Linked DNA regions of Homo sapiens: region 2 is linked to region 1. A link is a contact called in ENCODE Hi-C or POLR2A ChIA-PET data. All regions are on one chromosome and are shown on one strand. The core of a region is the stretch at or near the end of the contact, and the rest is flanking DNA. Distances in the headings are between cores, read along the strand shown.

Region 1 (3,168 bases), core at 44-2,543:
CTGCTCATCCGTCAGGACTGGAAGGGAAGACGGAGGTGGTGGCCAGGCCTTGGGAAGCGACCTTCTCCCTCTCAGGTGCTGGGCAGCACAGTACCTGGGCCATCCTCTTCCTCCCCAGCTGATCGGTGCCACTGGTCCAGCGAGGGGCCCGGCAGAGCCTCCACCTGCTGTGCTTCCGCCTTCTCCTTGCCCTTCTTCTTCAGCTTCTTCCTCTTCTTCTTCTTCTTCCTCCTCTTGTCCTTGTACTTCCCCCGCTTCTTCCGGCCATCACTGGAGGAAGAGGAGGAGGACGAGGAGGAAGAAGAGGAGCTAGAAGAACTGGAAGAAGAGGAGGAGGAGCTGGATCTTGTTCTCCTCCGGGCCTTCTGCTTGCTTCTCTCTGTGATGCAGGGAGAAGGTGAGGCTGGAAGGCCAGGAGGGGAAGAGGTAAACCTTCGTCCCCTGCTCTGGCCTGGGGCAGGCACAGACCGGCTACAGGGTGAGCGCTTCCTGAGGGGCTTTCCAGAACAGAGATGGAGCTTCCCAGAGGAGCCCCTTCCTGGCTCCTGCGGCGCCTGGCCCTCACATCTCAGGCCCGGCTGCACAGAGGCATGACTGAGCGTCCCCGACCACTGCTCGCCCGACTTCCCCGGGTAGTAACTGCGCCTCCTCTCCCCGATGCCTGTGGTCCTCACCCTCCGCCCCAGGGGCCGTGCTGGCCTTGCGACCTTGGGATGTGGAGGCCGAGCAGTTCCTCGAGGTGTCTTTCCTGCTCTTCTTCTTTCTCTTTTCCGACCCCCGTCCCCGGGACCGGCTGCGACTCCTCGAGCGCTTGCGGGAGCCGACGTGAGCCATGGCGCCGCGGGCTGGCGACGAAGAAGACGCGCTTGAGCCGAAGCCCCCAAGGCCGGCCGCGGGCGGGCTCCAAGGGTGGCTCTAGCGGGGCCGGGGCCTGGCGACGCCCAGTACCCGTCACCGTCCCGGGAAAATGAGCGACCCTCACCCACCCCCAGCGCTGGGGACCCCGGTTTTCTCCGCCGACTCCAGTCCCCGCAGCGGTGCCTGTTAAGGGCCCGCCCCGTGCCCGGAGGCCCCACGCCTGCGCACCCGGCTCCAAACCCCTGGGAACTGGCCGCCGTCCGCCGCGAGTGGCGTCTGGGGCGCTTTCCCGCGCTCTCCTACCCTCCAGCCCCGCGCCCTTCGCGGCCTCGCCGCCTCAAGGGGGCCCCCGGGGCTGCTCCGTTCCCACCTCGACCGCCCTGCGGGCCGGACAGCCCGCCCCGCGCCTTCTCGAGAGGAAGCGGCGGCGAGGAGGCTTCCGGCCGGGGCGCTGCGCGGGAGGCTGGCCGGCTGGGAAGCGCGGCGCCGCTGCCTTTCGTTCTGACGCCCCAGGTTCCGTCCCGGGCGCGCCCACCTCCCGCAGAGGCAAGCAGGGGCGCCGGCCCTCGAGCTCCGCAGCCCCTCACGCCTGTGTCTGCCGAAGCTGCGCCCACTTCCAAGGCTGCCCTCTCGGCGCACGCCCGCAGCACCCACGCCCCCGGTGCCCTGGGAAGAAGGCGACCCTCGCGCGCGCCGCCCTCCTCCCCGGCTGGTCCTGCCCTCTCCATACGACTGCGAGCTCCAGACTGAGGCGCCCTGGTCTTTCCGACGCGCCCACCCAGTGACTCAGAGGTCGCAAACTCGTGTCCGTAGGGGCCAGAAAGATCTTGGCAGTGAGCGCGGGCATGGACCCCAGGCCCATCCGGAAGGAAGCCAGGATTCTGCTCCAGCTGATACGTGCAACGTGGCATGGGGCTGGTGCCCCACCTTCCCAGGGAGACCAAACTCAAGACTGCAATATGGAAGCCCCCTGAGTTTCAAATGTGTAACCCAAAGCGTGGCTGTGCGCTTCATCCAATCTCGGGCCCCCAAGTTGCAACTCTTCCACAATGACAGCCGCAAACACAAAGGGATCTTGCAAAGCACTTTATATACGTCAGCGCATTTGACTCCCAAAACAGCTCTAGGAGGTAGGTGCTAAATGAGGAAACGAAGGCACCAAAAGGTGAAGGCTCACCTAAAGCCACACAGCTGGAAGTGGCAGAAGCAGAATGGGAACCCGGGCAGCCTGGTTCCTGGCCCTGCCATTCACCCCTCTGCCATCTAGAAGATGCTACTGGTGGCCCACCCGAGTCCACTGGGGGGTGATGCCTGCTGCTGAGGGTTCACATCTGTGCTCTCTGGAGGCTTCCCTTGGCTACTGGAAGGCACCCTGCCCTGGAGATAAGTGTCTGGGAAGTTATTCACTCCTCTCTGGCCCCCTCATCCAGGAGCCAGTAACCGGTGGTGTGGGCACACTGTGGTACTGTGGGCTCTGCCTGGAGCTCTCCGTGGGGCCAGCTGAGGCTGGACGTCCTCTGAAGCCACTTCCTTGCCCAGCTGCTCCCTCCCCTCCCCTGCTTCCCTGACTCCCTCGCTGAAGCCCCATTCCAGACCCTGCTTCTGACAAACCTGAACTAAGGCAGCATCTTTGCCCATAGAATGACCCAGAAGCTGGCACACCGTTGAGCCAAGAAGTGCAGTAGGCTGCGGGGATTTTATTTCTGCCCCCAGACCAAGGCAACGGAGCCCTCACCTGCCTGCCACCCCCACACTGGGCCCAAGCAAGCTCAGGTGAGCGCACATACATCCACCGTGGCGGGCTCCTCTCGGGTGAAGCCATCACCGAAGCCCTCATCGTCCACCAGGTCGGGCTCACGGCAGCACATGGGACAGAGGCTGTTGCGCACAGCAGAGGCTCGGAGCCAGACGACAAGGTTCCAACGCTCACCAGTGCCCAAGGGCCGGGCTCCATGCAGCTGGCCGCCACGGTGGAGGACACCCTGGCCCACCACGTGCTCCACCTCCAGGGGCTCCGTCAGGGCTGTGGGTGCCTGCAGATGGCACGACTCAGGCCTGGGCACTCACAGCTGCCCCAGGCCCTGCCGCATGGGTCACACACTCACCTGGAAGAGGCCCCCAAAATACAGGGCGCCCCCTGTGAAGACCTTGCCCAAGGCCACATTGAGGGTGAGCTCGGCATTATCATAGTGGCAGCCCAGCTCCAGGTCCTGGCCCGGTGCGTATTTGACCACAAAGGCCCGGTGGCTGTCGAGCCGGCCCCCGCCACAGTCAGGGTACAGCAGGGCCATCAGCGGCTGCAGGAAGCGC
Region 2 (3,213 bases), core at 61-2,560, 100 kb before region 1:
GAGGCCAAGGCGGGCGGATCAGTTGAGGTCAGGAGTTTGAGACCAGCCTGACCAACATGGTGAAACCCCGTCTTACTAAAAATATAAAAATTAGCCGGGCATGGTGGTGGGCGCCTGTATTCCCAGCTATTTGGAGGCTGAGGCATGAGAATCGCTTGAACCGGGAGGCAGAGGTTGCAGTGAGCTGAAATCGTGCCACTGCACTCCAGCCTGGGCAAGACTCTGTCTCAAAAAAATGAAAATAAAGAAATGGCTAAGATGGTAAATTTTATGTTACATGTACAATTTTTAAAATAAAAAGGAAAGAAGAAAGAAAAGTAAGTCGGGTACTAGATAACGATCAACGCTCTGAAGAAAATTAGAAAGGGTCAGAGGAATGCCAGGGTTAGAGTCAGGGCCAAGTTTTACATCAGGGTGTCAAGGAAGGCCTTAGTGAGAAGGGGCCCTTGAGCAGAGGGGAGGGAGAGTGGCAAGTACAGATGCCCCAAGGCAGGAACTTGCCCACGGCCTTGCCAGGGCGGAGAGGTGGCAGGGCAGAGCCTGCAGGCCCTCACTCTGAGTGGGTGGAGAGAGGCCATTCAGGGCTTTGAGCATGTCCTGGTCCTTCTGGCCAGTCTGTTGAGGGAGCCAGGAGAAGGCTTTGCAGGGTGGGGGTACAGGCCCATCCTCAGCTACAGCTCCCACCTCTGCATGACTCCTACCTGTTTGTGGGCTCAGCACAACAGGAGTTAATGATGCTTTACTTAGTGGTTGAGTTTAAATTTTTCCTGTTTTTCTGGAGTCTCCACTACCCCTCCTTTCCCAGCTTTGGTGGGTTCAGGTGGGTCTGGGACAGGAGAGGGGTGGCTTGCTCAGTCTTCAGTCCCTGCTGTCTGGGCTTTGAAGCCACACAGCTGCCAAGAAGCAGACAGACTTTTGCCTACCCGGCAAGAGTGCACAGTGCCCCCTTCCCCTGGGTCTGCTCCCGAGACACCTCTCAGGAGGCTCCTGCAGGGCCAGCTTGGTGGGGTCGGGACCCTGGGCTTCAGACCCCGCCCTGTTGGAGAAGTTACCTCCCTTTCTGAGTCTGGATTTTTGCATCTGCGAAGTGAGAGGGCTGGGTGGCAGTCAGGTCTGGATTCTCATCCTGACGCTCCCTGCCAGAGGAGCCTGAGAAAGCAGCTTCGTGGCTATGTGAAACTCCCTGAGTGCCCAGCTCCACAGCCCAGCCGAGAACCAAGGCCCTCTGCATTTCCCCTCAGGGGTCTCTGCCACCACATTAAGGAGTGGGGGGGGACCTATTCCAATTTTACAGCCCCTGCCCAGACATTCCAGGGATAACCGCAGGAGTTGCTAGGGGAAACAGCAGTTGAGGGGTTCTAGAACAGGGCAGAGGAGAGGCCTGCAGTTCCAGACCCACGTCATTATGGAGTCTATGGTGCCCACTCCCCAGTTGGTATCTATGCTGTTCCCTGAGAGCCCCACCATCCACCTTCTCTCCTTTTAGAGGTGCCTCTGGAGCTAGGCTGTGGACAGAGCCTGCTCCCCTGCCCAGACACTGTGGGGTAAGTAGGAGAGGAGGGGTTGAGGGAAGAGACCAGGAGCTAGGCCTGGGCCTGGACCATGCGTCCTTTTACACTTGTCATCTCCTCAGGCCTTAGAACTGACCACCAGTCTAGTGTGACTATTTAAGTTCAATTATAAATTAAAGTGAAATAAAATGGAAAAGTTCTATTTCCCACTCCCATTCATCACATTTCAAGTGCTTAGTAGCCACCTGGGGCCAGTGGCAGGTCACGGCAGCTGCACTGGATAGTGCAGGTGTGTAACATGTTCATCACTGGGGAAAGTTCTATTGGGTGGCGCCAGCATCATCTCTAGAGCAAACCCATGGGGTAGAGATTGTTGCCCCATTCACAGCTGAAGAAGCTGAAGCTCAGAGAGGGGTGATGACTGGCTAGTCACGTAGTCAGTGAGTGCCAGTGGTCCTGGCACCGGGTTTCATTTGATCTCAAAGCATGGGTGTGGGGTTGGCACATGCATGTGTCTCCCTGCCCAGCTGACTGCTTACCTGGGATGGGTTGGAGGAGGCTGGAGGCCCACTTGTGGGCTACACACAGGCTTTTAGGATCTCTGCCTTGGGCCCCAGGGCCAGCTGGAGCCTCCCTTACTTGGTCACCCATGGGGAGCATTGCTTTAGTGGAAAGGCAGGGTGAGATGAGCACTCAGTTTGGGGCCTCTGGGCCTGCAACTTTGGGAACAAATCCCTTAGGAGGGGCTCTGGAATATTTCACTGGGCTCTGAAGACTTCATTTTAAAAGTGAGAAGCTGAGCACAGTGGCATGACCCTGGCCTGTATTTCCAGATACTCAGGAGGCTGAGGTGGGAGAATCACTTGAATCCAGGAGGTCGAGGCTGCAGTAAGCTATAATCACACCACTGCACTCCAGCCTGGGCAACAGAGTGAGACCCTGTGTCTTAAAAAAAAAATGTGACAACAATAGCCAAAAGGTGGAAACAGCTCACATGTCCATTGGCTGATGGATAATGCATAAGCAGAATGTGGTCCATCCATGTACTGGGATATGATTCAATCATAAAAGAGAATGAAGGACTGACACACGCCACAACATGGATGGACCTCGAAAACAGGATACCGAGTGAAAGAAGCCAGACACAGAAGGCCATGTAGTTTATGAGTCCATTTATATGAAATGTCCAGAATAGGCAAATCCATAGAGACAGACAGAGAGTAGATTGGTTGTTGACAGGGGCTGGGGGAGAGGGGACTGGAGAGAGACTGCTAATGGGTCTCCTTTTGGGATGCTGAAACTCTGGAACTAGATAGAGGTGGTGGTTGCACAACATTGTGAATATACTCAATGCCACTGAAGTGAACACTTTAAAATGGTTAAAATGGTAAATTTTGTGTTATATGTATTTTACTGCAATAAAAAAAGTGAGAAGAAGCGGTAGAATCTAGATGGTGAATATATGGATGTTCATTATAAAATGTTTTCAACTTTGCCATATGCTTGAACACTTTCATCATAAAACAGTGAGAGAGAGGCCGGGCACGGTGGCTCATGCCTGTAATCTCAGCACTTTGGGAGGCCGAGATGGGTGGATCACCTGAGGTCAGGAGTTCAAGACCAGCCTGGCCAACATGGCGAAACCTTGTCTCTACTAAAAATACAAAAATTAGCTGGGTGTGGTGGTGGGCGCCTATAATCC

The links. Hi-C counts contacts between places; a loop is a spot of excess contacts on that map. ChIA-PET counts read pairs that join two places held with the same protein, here RNA polymerase II (POLR2A). Pooled maps may share reads with other maps.
Region 2: a loop to region 1 is called in a map of natural killer cell, with 2.9 times the contacts of the local background. The contact joins the promoter of PITPNM2-AS1 here to the promoter of ARL6IP4 in region 1. A Hi-C loop is called at or near these places in 6 of 168 maps with a recorded cell type or tissue (CD4-positive, alpha-beta memory T cell, CD8-positive, alpha-beta T cell, HepG2 and 2 more), 1 of 37 single-sample maps with no recorded cell type and 13 of 50 pooled maps. POLR2A ChIA-PET finds 5 or more read pairs at or near these places in 17 of 52 experiments (A549, BJ, CD4-positive, alpha-beta T cell and 11 more).

Annotation. Positions count from the first base shown.
Region 1 is chr12:122,978,806-122,981,973 of GRCh38, reverse strand. It overlaps ARL6IP4 (ARF like GTPase 6 interacting protein 4), which reads right to left and starts at 1,293. Exons shown (of 6, transcript NM_018694.4): 1 at 1,229-1,293; 2 at 675-845; 3 at 95-403; 4 at 1-17. The coding sequence starts at 834. OGFOD2 (2-oxoglutarate and iron dependent oxygenase domain containing 2) reads right to left here. Exons shown (of 7, transcript NM_001304833.2): 6 at 2,964-3,168; 7 at 1,932-2,891. The coding sequence ends at 2,628. RefSeq lists silencers at 877-976, 987-1,626 and enhancers at 709-1,214, 1,215-1,720, 1,877-2,096.
Region 2 is chr12:123,079,481-123,082,693 of GRCh38, reverse strand. PITPNM2-AS1 (PITPNM2 antisense RNA 1) reads right to left here and starts at 1,310. Exons shown (of 3, transcript NR_038290.1): 1 at 702-1,310. All of the region lies in intron 2 of PITPNM2 (phosphatidylinositol transfer protein membrane associated 2), which reads left to right.